Linked DNA regions of Homo sapiens: regions 2 and 3 are each linked to region 1. A link is an interaction called in ENCODE POLR2A ChIA-PET data of the cell type or tissue named here. Cell type or tissue: OCI-LY7. All regions are shown on one strand.

Region 1 (5,000 bases):
TATACAGATGCCATGCAATCCCAATCAAAATCCCAGGACACTTTTTGGTATGAATTGACCAACTAATATGGAAATGTAAATAATTTGGAATAGGCAAAACAAATTGAAAAATAAGAAAATTGAAGGATTTACACCACTTTATCTCAAGACTTGTTATCAAGTTACAGTAATCCAGACAGTATAGTACTGGCATGAAGACAGACATCCAGATCAATGGAACAGAATAGTGAATCCAGAAATATAACTATACAAATATGATCAATTGATTTTAGAAAAACTTGGATACAAATATGATCAATTGATTTTAGAAAAACTTGGTAGGATAGTTCAATGAAGAAAATGATCACCTCTTCAACAAATAGTATGGGAACAACTGGATAGCCATTTTTTTAAGGGAATCTTCATTCTTTCTTCATTCTTCACATCATATACAAAAATGAATTTAAAATGAATCACAGACCTAAATATAAGAGCTAAAATTATAAAACTTATAGAAGAAACAATCCTAGTAATTTTAGGTTTGGCAAAGATTTCTTAAATATGACACAGTAAACAAGAACTACAAAAACAAACATCAATATAGTGGACTTCACTGAAATTAAAAGATACAGAAATGAAAAGGAAAGCCACATAAAGGAAAAAAATTTGTGAAATGTATAGCCAACAAAAGATTTGTATCATATCAACAAAAAATGTGTATCTTACAACCTAATGAGAAAATAGCCAGTCCATTTTTTTAAATGAACTAAGGATTTGGACACTTCCCCAAAAAAGAGATATGCAGATAAGAAGATGAAAGACGTTTGTCATTAGAGAAAATAAAAGGAAAACTACAATGAGATAACACAAAAATTTGTAAGAATGGCTAAAACTGAAGACCGGTCATACCGAGACTTGTCAAGAATGTGGAGTAACTGGAATTCTCATGAACTGCTGGTGGGAATATAAAATGAGACAACCATTATGGAAAACAGTTGGACAATTTCTTAAAAAGTTAAACATATAGGCTGGGCGCAGTGGCTTGTGCCTGTAATCCCAGCACTTTGGGAGGCCAAGGCAGGTGGATCACCTGCGGTCAGGAGTTCGAGACCAGCCTGGACAATATGGTGAAAGCCCGTCTCTACTAAAAATACAAAAATCAGCTGGGCGTGGTGGGTGCCTATAATCCCAGCTACTTGGGAGGCGGAGTCAGGAGAATTGCTTGAACCCAGGAGGCGGAGGTTGCAGTGAGCCAAGATCGCACCATTGCACTCTAGCCTGGGCAACAGAGCTACACTCCATCTCAAAAATAAATAAAATCGACATGCACAGCTTTTTACATCTAGAACCTGCCGGTCTTTCAGGCCTAACTGGGGTTCATTCTGTTGATCTGATGCATTCGTTTCTTCTCCTTGACTTTGTACTTCAGCCCAGTCCAACAGAACTGGAGGTTTCCTTTTCCGCCATAGTTTGTCCATTATCAACAGATACCTGATGTCATCTTTAAAAAGCTTGGTAAAAAGTTTAACTGGATTATATCCAGTTGATTTAGCCCATTCCTTAGTGGAAATACGTTTAATGTCACCTTCTTTATTAGAATGTTCTAGCTCTGGCTTTGGCTTCTGTTGGTTCCCAGGCAGCTTCAGGGTCAGCTCTGTCAGGAGATACTTCTTAAGTACTTTGCCCAAAAGATGCAATGTATAGGTTCTGAAGGTGTGTTACAAATTGTACAGTCAGGAGAGGTTCTCTGGGTTGGCTTAGGATGACATTCGTAACACTTGGTCACACCCTCTTTGATAGTAGTTACTTGTCCAAGATACCCAGCAGTTCCACTTTCAATAAGAGGAACAACAGCTGCCAGGCACACTCTATTAACACGGTTTTGGGCAGCTCTGTTATCTAAAGCATTCATAACCAATATAAACTGTCAAAAATATGCCACATTATAGTCAGGGTTCATGATGCTGTCATGGTAGGCAACCATATTAGCTTTCAGGTAAAACTGCAGTGCACTTTCCCTGGCAACCTGTGCCTTTGATCTTCCAACATGTTTCTTTTGAAACAAAAACTGTTGAGGTTGCTGACATCAATAGTAACCAGATCAATCAGGTCGACGTGGGAGAAGCCGGTGAGCACAAGGTTCTTAAGGAGCTCACAGCACTGAGACTCTGAGAGTTCATTTAGCAGAAAAGGGGGATGGAGCTGAGCTCACATGGGATAAGGATGACCCATATGCAATGGATTTTGTTACCTCTGCTACAAACCTCAGGATGCATATTTTCAGTATGAATATGAAGAGTAGATTTGATATCAAATCAGTGGCAGGGAATATTATTCCTGCTATTGCTACTACTAATGCAGTGATTGCTGGGTTGACAGTATTGGAAAGATTGAAGATCTTATCAGGAAAAATAGACCACTGCAGAACAATTGTTTTGAATAAACAAGCAAATCCAAGAAAGAAGTTTCTTGTGCCTTGTGCACTGGATCCTCCCAACCCCAATTGTTACATATGTGCCAGCAAGCCAGGTGACTGTACGGCTGAATGTCCATAAAGTGACTGTTCTCACCTTACGAGACAAGGTAGTGAAACAAAAATTTGCTATGGTAGCACCAGATGTCCAAATTGAAGATGGGAAAGGAACAATCCTAATATCTTCTGAAAAGGGAGAGACAGAAGCTAATAATCACAAGAAGTTGTCAGAATTTGGAATGAGAAATTGCAGCTGGCTTCAAGCAGATTACTTCCTCCAGGACTATACTTTATTGATCAACATCCTTCATAGTGAAGACCTAGGAAAGGATGTTGAATTTGAAGTGTTGGTGATGCCCCAGAAAAAGTGGGGCCAAAACAAGCTGAAGATGCTGCCAAAAGCATAACCAATGGCAGTAATGATGGAGGTCAGCCTTCCACCTCCACAGCTCAAGAGCAAGATGATGTTCTCACAGTTGATTCGGATGAAGAAGATTCTTCAAAGAATGCTGACGTCAGTGAAGAAGAGAGAAGCCGCAAGAGGAAATCAGACGAGAAAGAGAATCTCAGTGCAAAGAGGTCACGTATAGAACAGAAGGAAGAGCTGGATGATGTCATAGCATTAGATTGAACAGAAATGCCTCTAAACAGAGCCCTCTTACTACTTAGTTTATCTAGGCAGAACCAGATTATTTGTTATGTCCTTTGTTCCAAAGGGGAAAAAATGGACACCAGTGACTTGAAAATGATTCTGCTCCCTCTGAAAGCATTCATTTTGCTAGAACTGTTAGACACACTGCAGTATGCTATACTGAAAGTAGGAATATAGCTTTAAAAACCCTTTGAACAAAGTATGTGCATAACCAGTCATGAGATAAAACAACACAATGCATGTTGCCTTTTTAATGTAAATACCCTTAGGTATCATTAACAGTTTCAAAATATTGTGGTTAAGTTGATACCTGGTTATAAATATCATGCCTTTATTTTTGGCTAGAAAAATTAATTTTAGCCTAGCTCTAACCATTTTCATACTCTGACTGAAACAGATTCAAAGAAGTATCAAATGCTATGTATTGAAACTTGTTTTTAAATGTTAAATGGCACTATGTATATTAATGTAAAACAATGTTAATTTACTCACGTTTTCAGTTTGTACTGCCTGGTATGTCTGTGTATGAAGCCAATTTTTGTGTATTGTTATAGTTTCAGGTTATTTATAGTTGATGTTTTGTAAAACTCAATGGCTATACTTATGGACCAAATAAATGGCATCTGCATTCTTGTTACAAAATTAAATAAATAAATAAATAGTAATGGTGTCAACTAGAAAGCTAAGAACTGGTAGAGCTGTAATGTCCAAAAATGTCGGTACTGTTACTGCTATTTATTTAATGATTTTTATTTTCCTATTTTCTAGATCTACATAACAAAAATAATGCCGCATTTCAAAATTATGTGACTAAATAGTGCTAGTATTTACTACCACAGACCCTTTCTCCTCCCCAGTGTCTTGGCCTGCTGAACTGAATATAGATTATCAAAGATTTGTTGTGAGCCTAACATTTCAATGGTTATATAAATTTTACAGCATTTTACCTTACTTGCTCTGAGACTTCAAATACAAAAGCATTTTTCTAAATTTTCTAAAATAAACATTACTATTATAATCCAAAGAAAATTTATTCTCACAAAATATGGTACAAATATAGTCACCCAACTAAATATTAAATATTTATTTCTATACATATATTTCATAGCTTCCTGTATATATTTATTGATAAATACTAAAGCTGATATATGGAAAGGCTTGATATATTTAGTAAGGTCATGTTTCAGAAGCATTGTTAATGCACATAAGACATATACATCCATATTTTCCAACAAGAAAGATGTTATTTCGGTTCCAAACAACCACACTTAAGGCAGGGTGCAGACATACATAGAATATAAGACAGGACTGTAACAATAAAGTCTTCAGTTACTTTTCACTTCTGGCTACATGAATATAGTAAACAAGATACCTCCAGCAGTTGATTCTTGGGGATAAAAAATCCAATTACTATCTTGCTTTACAATAAATTTAGAATAAAATGTTTTGTTGATTATTAAATCAGGTAAAGCATAAGGTACTTTAAACTGATTATTTGGTCTCATAAAATGATTCAATCTAAAGGCTTAATTTAGAGCCACCTACAAAATGATCCTGTATTCTACATTGTTAATCTTAAAAGTTTAATAGTTCTTAAACTTACATAATTTATTATTTTTTACCCAGAATAATCAATGTAGGACTAATTCTGATGAAATAAATCTAGATTATTTCCCCTCTCCATCAGCCCATCTCCCAATCAAACAGTACTTAAAATTATCACAAAGAACCTTTCTAATCACATTTATTTAACTTTGTAGTATATTTTGAATTAGAAGGCACAATTAATAAAACGGTTCTCTACATAGAAAGATTTGTTATAAGTGTCTCCTATACCAGATGTGTCTGTTATTTCTCTGGCAAAATCTAATCTTGAAACGGCTGGGGGAAAGGAAG
Region 2 (5,000 bases), 69 kb after region 1:
TCCTGGTAGAGGCTGCAGTGAGCCAAGATCATGCCACTGCACTCCAGCCTGGGTGACAAAGTGAGGGCCTGTCTCAAAAAAAAAAAAAAAAAAAAAGATTCACAAGTAAAAACCCTTAGGAATCAGGAATCAGTATTTTTCAAATAAAATATTTCTCCTTTTAGACAAAAGGGACTGAGATACAGTCCTGCATCTATTTTACCACTATCAATATATTATATTCTTAATTTTTAAAATTCCATTTCTATTATTATATGTAATTATTCAGTTGGAATGTAATTATGAACTATATATTCTCAATGTTCAGATCTTCTGCAACATGCCAAATTATACAACCACAAACTTACTAAATGTTTAACCACAGTATCATCTGATAATTTAGATGCTAGTCTATTCAAATACAGAGAGTCTAATTTGTGGCCATATATGGATATGAGGATTCAAGAAAAAGGACATTTATTAAGGATTTCAAAACTGGTATTCCAGACTTACTAAATAGAAAACTGCCTCTTTAAAAATTTCTCATGAGTATTCCCTTTTTGAGTAAAACTTACCTAGCAGAGATATATCTGAATTTGTCTCTGAGACACTGCCCAATATTTAAGTGATTAAAACATGCATAATACATGATAAATTCTTAAAATTCACTTAAAACTTACAAATATTTAGGGTTCTGTAAGATTTTTATTAGCTTTTATATGTGTACAGTTATGCATCTCCTAATGACAGATAGATGTTCTGAAAACCGCCTTTATTCAGTGATTTCATCATTGTGCGAACATCAGAGTGCATTTACACAAACCTGTTAATAGATGCTATAGCCTATTGCTTATAGGCTACAAACCTATACAGCATGTTACTGTACTAAATTTAGGCAATTGTAACACAATGGTACTTGTGTATCTAGGCATAGAAAAGATCATGTGTTGCAATACAAGTTATGACAGGTATAATGTCATTAGGAGATAGGAATTTTTCAGCTTTACTATAATTTTATGGGACCACCATTGTATATGCAGTTGTTTGTTGATTAAAACATCCTTATGTGGTACATGACTGTACTGAAACCACAAAATCAATGACCCAAACTTTCCTTTAGTTGCTTTTTAACTTCTCATGTTCTCCGTATCTTTATATTTCTGCATCTCTGAAAAACAAAATAAGTGTTACCTTCAGCTAATGTACTCATTTCTCTCAAGTAGTTAGCCATAAAAGCATTACCAAATAGCCAGTAGAATAGAAAGAAGACCTGATAAATTTGACACTGCCTTGCTTTCTCTTGGGCTTGAGGTTAAAAGTCCTTTCCTATTTGAAAAGCTGCTTAGGTATTAAGTGAGTATCTTCCTTTTAAGTACAAGACTTGATATTTTATTAGATGGTCTTCCATATGCTCAGATGACCAAGAAATCATAATTTTGTCTCAGTAAATGTCACAATAGTCACATTATTTTAGCATATGACATTACAAATATGCAGTATGCCTTAAAGCTGCCAAGCCAATATAATACAAAATATCTCAAGTTAATCAAAGACATGTCAGCCTTACAATATACAACTACTGGTGCAAATCTTCTCACTCCCTTGTGCGTGCCTCTGAAAGTCAAATTCTTTTATTCGGGAGGACTTTGTTGGCAAATGACAATTTGCCACTTGCCAATCACCCTCAATTTGTGTGGCTTTGACTACTAGTGTATACATTGTCTGATGACATAAACAAATAAAAAAATTAAGCTTTAGTATGGAGTTAATATCCATCATGTAGGTAATTATTAGCCTGAAAAGAACTGCACTAATATTCTTCCTTTTAAGAAATTTAATGTAATCAAAGTAAATATGAAACACAAAATCATTTATACCAAATCAGATTATGATGCCATGGTTTTTGTTGTTGTTGTTGTTTTGTTTTTTGAGACAAGGTTTCTCTCTGTTGCCCAGGCTGGAACACAGTGGTGTGAACATAGCTCATGTATCCTTGAAAAACCAGGCTCAAAGATCCTCCCACCTCAGCCTCTCAAGTAGCTAGGACTACAAGGCACATTTTTTATTTCTGGTAGAGACAGAGTCTCACTATGCTGCCCAGGCTGGACTGGAACTTCTGGCCTCAAGGGGTCCTCTGGCCTTGGCCTCCCATAGTGCTGGTATTACAAGTATGAGCCATCACACCCAGCCCACTGCCATGGTTTTCAAGAGAACAAGTAAAAAAAAAATGGGCAGCAGGAGACACTGGGCATTTAAAATATATATATATATATACAATTTTATAAAGAAAAGATGGATTTACAAAGTGTTTCATGCTACAGAAATAATAGACTCATTCAAAGAAATTCTTTTTCATAGCATTTAATTTGAATATGTTATTCATTGAATTTGTCAAAAGTGGTGTTAAATTAAGCTCATATTTTTCTTCTTAAAAAATGTTTTAGCTTTATCTTGCCTGTTTTTAATTGAGAAAAAAATCAATTCTAATTATACCTAACCAAAGCCATGGTTTCTGAAAGCTTTAGTCTTTCTAACTTATATCCCATTAGGAAGCATTCAGCATTGTCCTAATATAAGCTTTCCAACAGAACAGTTCATCCCCCCTACTCCTGGGAATAAGCAGCCAGACAGATCACTTCGATGGCAGATAAAAAGATGAAATAGCAAGTTACTTTGCCATGGCAACAACTTTAAAAATTCTAAACAGATCACTTTCTCCTATTTAAATATAAATGTGGTCTAAAGCAGCTGCTACAATGACTGACAAGTTCTCAATCAAAATCTATTACCATGAGGGTTTCCAACTTAGAATGTGTTAACATCTGCCACTGAATAGAAACAGAAACTTTAAATCTATTATTCCAAACTATGTTTCTGCTATAGATACGTAAATTGCAGCAATTCAGTCTAATAATCATAATGCATTTAATAAATGTACACTTTGGTTTTATGCTAGATAATTAGGACAAAAAATACCAAAGATACATTTGCCATGGCACTTTAAATTTGGATTTGTAAAGCTGAATCTCATGAGAACTATTTAAATCCTCCAAAGTATTTGGCCAAAATTTACAGCCTGTAGAAATAGCCAGTAGAAAGGTCGTGATTTTTAGTTACTAGCCCCTGTACTTCACCCTTAAAATAGGCTCTCACAGTTGTATAACCAGAGAACAAAATTTATAAACTTTTCCATTGATAATGCTTTTAAATACATATAAAGATTTACTAAATGCCATCAGTTACATTTAAAAGCATATCATAGCATTTGGTAAAAGGTATAAAATAAACAATGCCTTAAACTGTAAAAATTACCTCAGATTTAAATTGAACACATATTTAGAATTTATCCAACAGTTTAATGCCATCTTGATATCAACAAAATTTTATTAACTACACTAACTACATGTGAGTCAAAAGCTCTGCCATTCCCTTTAAGCAGTCTCATTTAGATTATCTACAGATTCAGAATTTCTATTTACATATATTAGTAGCTACATAGCTATATGTCATCATTTCAGCTTCCTCCCCTCAGCCTTTGGTCTTTCTAAGAGCTACCAAATAATTTTATCTCAATCAGAGAAAAGAAAAATTAAGGTGCCTTTTTTTATGCAGCCAATTAGCATTTTGAGCACTATAAATTACAACAGTACTTCTTCCTTTGCCTACCACCAAAATAGGAAAAGCTTAAAAAAAAAAAAAGAAAAAGCTATAATTTTAAAACACTGATCTCTTTTCCACAGAAAATGACTTTTAGATCACATGGAAAGTAACATGATTTTAAAATATGCGTATAAAACTTTTTTCTCTACCAAAGTCTTTGAGTACTTTGGAAGAGAATAAATTAAATTTAAGGTTCATGTAGATACATAAGGGTATGCCAACCGAACAAATCTTAAAAACTACAGATTACCAAATAATAACTTTCAGGAGCTCACCAGAATCCAGCCAGTTCTGTGGTTGCAAAGGGAAGAATAAAATTCTGTACTCAAAGGAGTCCCAAGAAGTTGACTTCAGTCAATTTGAACCTCTAGGTAATCAAACTCCATAGATAATCAATTTAAAAGATTCTAAAGAGACCAAAAGAGATCAGAAAGATCCTGAGTTTGGAATCTACTTAAGAAAAAGAATAACTTGAGAGTCTCAGACCTAAAGACATGCCAAAATGCGATGACTACTAAATGAAAACATTGTTTTTCTCCTATACTCACACAGAAACACCAGTGGGTCTTAATGTGTGGGTTTTCCATACCAAGCAATGCTCCAATTCTCTGCAGTCACCAACTGACTGTCCTACAATTTAACCCAATTCTGCTCAGAGTTAGTGCAGAACCCACAGCTTAAAGGTTCAGTCCCACAAGACTGTTCCCACTTCAGATGCCAGTTCCAAGTAAGGGTCCTCAGGTTATTCACAAACTTCTGTTTGGATTGGTTATAAATCAGAGGTTTCCATGACATCCTCCATTTGGTTTGATAATTTACTATGACAATTCACAAAACTCAGGAAAGCACTTTAGTTACATTTACCAGTTTATTATAATGAATGCAACTCAGAAACAGCCAAATGGAAGAGATGTGTAAGGCAAGGTAGAGGAGGTGCACAGAACTCCCATGGCCTCTCTGGACTCATTTCAATGCAACCTAGAAGCTCTCCAAATCCCACAGTTTAATAATTTTTAGCATTCATCATGTAGGTATAATCGATTATTAATTCAATCTCCAGTCCCTCTCCCCTTTCCAGAAGATGGGAGTGGGGCTGAAATTTCCAAGGTTCTAATTATGGTGTGGACTTTCTGGTGACCAGCCCCCATTCTGAAGCTATGCAGGAGCCCAAGTGTCACCCCATTAGAACAAAAGACTCTACTATCACCCCAAAAATTTAAAGGGATTTAGGAGTTCTGAGACAGGAACCAGGGTCAATGACCAAATATTAAAACAGAATATAGGACAGTACTCCTACAACTCAGGAAATTATAAGGGCTTTCATGTTCTCTGTGTCAGGAACTGGGGGTAGGACCAAAAAT
Region 3 (5,000 bases), 93 kb after region 1:
TTTTGTCTTTAGACACAGAAATGCAGAACCAAATTCATAGCTCAAATTTATCAAGCTGTACACTTAAGATTTGTACATTTCACTCTAGATAAATAAAAAATTTCACCTCACGATCACGGCTCACTGCAGCCTCGATCTCCCCAGTTCAAGTGATTCGCCCACCTCAGCCTCCTGAGTAGCTGGGACTACAGGGATGAGCCACCACACCTGGCTAATTTTTTCTATTTTTTGTAGAGATGATGTCTCACTATGTTGCATAGGCTGGTCTCAAACTCCTGGGCTCAAGTGGATTTCAGACTCTTGAGATAGCATATGTACTCTAATGTTCCTATCATCTGGCCTTTCTATTCTGATATATATTTTGTCCTGATGCTAAAAAACTTGACTCTTTTCTCATTGAATATATATTTTATACTGATCCTATTTTTCCCCACTGAGATTCAGAAGAAACCTGAAAATGCCCTGTAACATACATGAGAAGAAAGTGGAACAAAACAGACTGGTGCTTTGACTTAGCCAATTCTAACCAATGAATCATTATCAACAATTTCCCAGAGGAAAGGCATTAATGGTTCAAATAAAATTCACACTGGTTACTGATCCTATACAGGATATTTATAATTAGTTGAACAATGTATAATTAAACAATTTGGTAAGCCTATTACAATGTGTTCATATTGAGCATGGATAAGTTATTCTCAAATCAACGTCTTTTTTTATCATAAATCTTAATTCAAGAACCTAAACCAAATATTACAGACAGATTTTATTGCACTTCACGTCAATGCACTTCACAGATACTGCCTTTTTTTTTGGAGACAGAGTCTTGCTCTGTCACCCAGGCTGGAGTGCAATGGCACGATCTTGGCTCACTGCAACCTCTGCCTCCCGGGTTCAAGTGATTCTCCTGCCTCAGCCTCCCAAGTAGCTAGGACTACAGGTGTGTGCCACCACGCCAGGCTGATTTTTGTATTTTTAGAGAGACTGGGTTTTACCATGTTGGCCAGGCTGGTCTCAAACTCCTGACCTCGTGACCTGCCCGCCTCGACCTCCCAAAGTGCTGGGATTAGAGGCGTGAGCCACCAAGCCCGGCCTTTTTTTTTTTTTTTTTTTTTTTTTTTTTAAAAAAAACAGTGATGTTTGTTATTACTATTGCAATTGTTTTGGGGCGTCACAAACCATGCCCACATAAAACAGTGAACTTAATACAAGTTGTGTGTTTTCTGACTGTTCCGCAGACCAGCCATTCCCCATTTTCCCCCCTCTGCTCAGGCTTCCCTATTCCTGGGTATACAACAATATTGAAATTAGGCCTAATAATAACCCTTATAATGGCCTCTAAGTGCTCAAGTGAAAGGAAGAGTCCCATGTCATTCACTTTATTTTTAAATTTTTTTATTTTTTGAGACGGGAGTCTCACTCTGTCACCCAGGATGGAGTGCAGTGGTGCAATCTCAGCTCACTGCAACCTCCATCTCCCAGGTTCAAGCGATTCTCCTGCCTCAGCCACCTGAGTAGCTGGATTACAGGCACCCACCACCATGCCCAGCTAATTTTTGTATTTTTAGTAGAGACAGGGTTTCACCATGTTGGCCAGGCTGGTCACAAACTCCTGACCTCAAGTGATCCGCTGCCTGCCTTGGCTTCCCAAAGTGCTGGGATTACAGGCATGAGCCATTACTCCCTCATCACTCACTTTAAATCAAAGGCATGCTGAAAGCCAAGACAGGCTGAAAGCTAGGACTCTTGTGCCAAAGAGTCAAGTTGAGAATGCAAAGGAAGAGTTCTTGAAGGAAATTAAAAGTGCCACTCCAGTGAACACACCATGATAAGAAAACGAAACTGCCTTATCGCTGAAATGGAGAAAGTTTAAGTGACCTTGATAGATCAAACTGGCCACAACATTCCCTTAAGTCAAAGCCTACCCCAGAGCAAATGCTTAACTCTCTTCAATTCCAAGAAGGCTGAGAGAAGTGAGGAAGCTGCAGAAGTAAAGTATGAAGCTAGTACAGGTTTAAAGAATCATGCCATCTTCATAATATAAAAGTGCAAGGTAAAGCAACAAGTGCAGATGCAGAAGCTGTAGGAAGTTATCCCCGTCTAGCTAGGATACCTGATGAAGGTGGCTACAATAAACTATAGATTTTCCATGTAGATGAAACAGCATTGTACTGGAAGAAGATGGCATCTAGGACTTTCATAGCTATAGAGAAGTCAATGCCTGCCTTCGAAGAACAAGCTGACTCTACCAGGAACTAAAGAAAGCTAGTGACTTTAAGTTGAAGCCAATGCTCATTTACCATATGAAAATTCCTAGGGCCTTTAAGAATTATGCTAAATCGACTCTGCCTGTGATCTATAAATGGGACAACAAAGACTAGCTAGCTGATAGCACCTCAGTTTACCACCCGGTTTACTGAATATTTTAAGCCCACTGTTGAGACCTATTGCTCAGGAAAAAAGATTCCTCTCAAAATGTTACTGCTCATTGACAACACACCTAGTTACCCAATAACTCTGATGGAGAATACAATGAGATTAAAGTTGTTTTCATAACTGCTAACACAACATTTATTCTGCAACCCATGCATCAGAGAGTAATTTTGACTTTCAAGTTTTATTATTTGGCTGGGCATGCTGGCTCATGCCTGTTATCCCAGCAGTTTGGGAGACCAGGGCAGGCAGATCACTTGAGACCAGGAGTTCAAGACCAGCCTGGCCAACATGGTGAAACCCCATCTCTACTAAAAACATAAAAATTTGCCGGGCGTGGTGGTACGTGCCTGTAATCCCAGCTACTCAGGAGACTGAGGCAGGAGAATCACTTGAGCCCAGGAGGCAAAGGCTGCAGTGAGCCGAGATCACACCACAGGACTCCAGCCTGGGCAACACAGCGAGATTCTATCTCAAAAAAAGTATTTATTATTTAAGAAAAACATTTTGTAAGGCTATAGCTGCCACGGACAGTGATTCCTCTATCTGGGCAAAGTAAACTGAAAACGTTCTAGAAAGGATTCATCATTCTAGATGCCATTCAGAACATTCATGATTCATGGAAGGATTTCAAAATATCAATATTAAGTTTGGAAGAATTCTAACTCTCATGAATGACTTTGTGGGGTTCAAGACTCCAATGGAGGAAGTCACTACACGTGCTGGGATTAGCAACAGAACTAGAGTTAGAAGCGGGGACTGAAAATGTGACTGAATTCCTGCAATTTCATGACAAAACTTGAACAAATGAGGAGTTGCTTCTTAGGGACGAGCAAAGAAAATGGTTTGAGATGAAATCTATGCCTGGTGAAGATGCTGTGAACATGCTGAAATGACAACAAAGGACATAGAATATCCCATAAACATAGTTGATAAAGCAGCATCAGGGTTTGAGATTGACTCCAATTTTGAAGGAATTTCTACTGTGGGTAAAATGCTATCAAACAGCACTCCGTGCTACAGAGAAATCTAAACCTCACTGTTGTCTTATTTGAAGAAATTGCCACAGTCACCCCCACCTCCAGCCACCACTCTGATTAGTCAGCAGTCATTTAAATCAACACAAGGTCCTCCTATCAGCAAAAAATTTATAACTCACTAAAGACTCAGATGATTGTTAGCATTTTTTTTAGCAATAAAGTACATTTTAATTTAGATATGTGCATTGTTTCTTTAGACATAATGCTACTGCACACTTAATAGACTACAGCATAGTGTAAACATAACTTTTACATGCACTGAGAAGTCAAAATATTCGTGTCACTTGCTTTATTGCACTATTTGCCTTATTTCGGTGCTCTGGAATTGAACCCATAATATTTCTGAGATACGCCTGTTTTTATAACAAATATCTGAATCCAGGTGGTCACCAGAATGTTAAGAAGGCAGAAACAGGCAGTCTCCAATTGAGTCTACCTACAGTTGCCTAGCTTTAAGACATTGAGACTATGCATGGTGGGGGATGAGGGAGAGTGCTCCTAGAGAACTGATATGTAAATGTTTTTCATATGCATTCCCAATTTGCCATTAAAAGGAAAGAATAAATCTGAAGCATGTACTGCTAATAAATTCTGGCTGAAACAAATATTGAAACTTACAAACTACTAAGATGTATTACTTATGTGTTTCCTTGCCTTAAATGCCTGCTTTCCTACTAATCCAACTGAACACTCTATCAGAGGTTCAGCTCCACATCAATTTCTCTGGAAAGGACTGTAGAAACTTGACAGATCCATTCTATTGCAATCATGTAGCCGGAAAGAGGGAGGGGCTTTTCCTGGAACTGTCTGCTAAGCAGACAGCATAAAGAGGTCATTTCTTTTACCCACTTTTTATGCTGAAAACTTCAAACCTACTAAAAGGCCGTAAAAAAATACAATGAAGTACATTCTTCCTTCTTCATCTAAATTATTCAGTCTCTGACCAATTGTTAACATTTTGCCACATTTCCTTTCTCTCTTTACACATACTTGCACAGACACAATTTTTCTTTGGTTAACAATTTGAATGTTACTTGCAGCATCATGACATTTCACTCCTAAATATGTCAACATGTACCCCATTAAGAAGAAGAGTATTTTCCTATGTAATCAGAATAAATTATCACTCAGAAAATTTAATATTCATATTACACCATTCAAATCCATTCTACAATTTCTCCAGTCACCCTAATAATGTCCTTTAGATCTGTTTTGTCCTCCAGTCCAAGACCCAATGCAGGATCCACTGCACAACACAGTTAATTTCCATGTCTCGCCTTTAACTTTCTGTCTGTCTGTCTGTCTATCTACCTACCTACCTACCTACCTATCTATCTACCCATGTATCTATCTAGTCTTTCATGATACCAACTACTAGCATTTTTGAAGGGTCCAAGACATGAAGATTTCCTATTTAGAACTGCCTTATTATTTCTTCAACAAGTTCTGGCAAAAAGAAAAAAATGGCATTAAGTACCAAACAGGTGAAGTTGTACTCTTCTCAGCGCACCATATCAAGGAATACGT

The links. Peaks named below come from ENCODE experiments on the same cell type or tissue, not always from the same donor. Only the 100,000 strongest peaks of a DNase experiment are listed, where the experiment ranks them.
Region 2: POLR2A ChIA-PET joins it to region 1 with 6 read pairs; 6 of 35 experiments call an interaction of 5 or more read pairs at or near these places.
Region 3: POLR2A ChIA-PET joins it to region 1 with 6 read pairs; 3 of 35 experiments call an interaction of 5 or more read pairs at or near these places.

The regions. Positions count from the first base shown.
Region 1 is chr1:87,043,013-87,048,012 of GRCh38, reverse strand. All of the region lies in intron 1 of HS2ST1 (heparan sulfate 2-O-sulfotransferase 1), which reads right to left. It also overlaps the pseudogene LOC100421465 and the pseudogene LOC100421468. Among named protein-coding and RNA genes, the nearest start is that of LINC01140, 84 kb to the left of the region's middle. RefSeq lists an enhancer at 2,877-2,976. In OCI-LY7, no CTCF peak of the experiment used is centred here; DNase peaks (open chromatin) are centred at 1,802 and 2,982; H3K27ac peaks cover 2,232 bases.
Region 2 is chr1:86,973,958-86,978,957 of GRCh38, reverse strand. The region is part of intron 1 of HS2ST1 (heparan sulfate 2-O-sulfotransferase 1); the gene reads right to left. LOC124904211 (a long non-coding RNA gene) reads right to left here. Exons shown (of 2, transcript XR_007066207.1): 1 at 3,915-5,000; 2 at 665-1,147. Among named protein-coding and RNA genes, the nearest start is that of HS2ST1, 62 kb to the right of the region's middle. In OCI-LY7, no CTCF peak of the experiment used is centred here; no DNase peak of the experiment used is centred here.
Region 3 is chr1:86,950,164-86,955,163 of GRCh38, reverse strand. The region is part of intron 1 of HS2ST1 (heparan sulfate 2-O-sulfotransferase 1); the gene reads right to left. Among named protein-coding and RNA genes, the nearest start is that of HS2ST1, 38 kb to the right of the region's middle. In OCI-LY7, no CTCF peak of the experiment used is centred here; no DNase peak of the experiment used is centred here.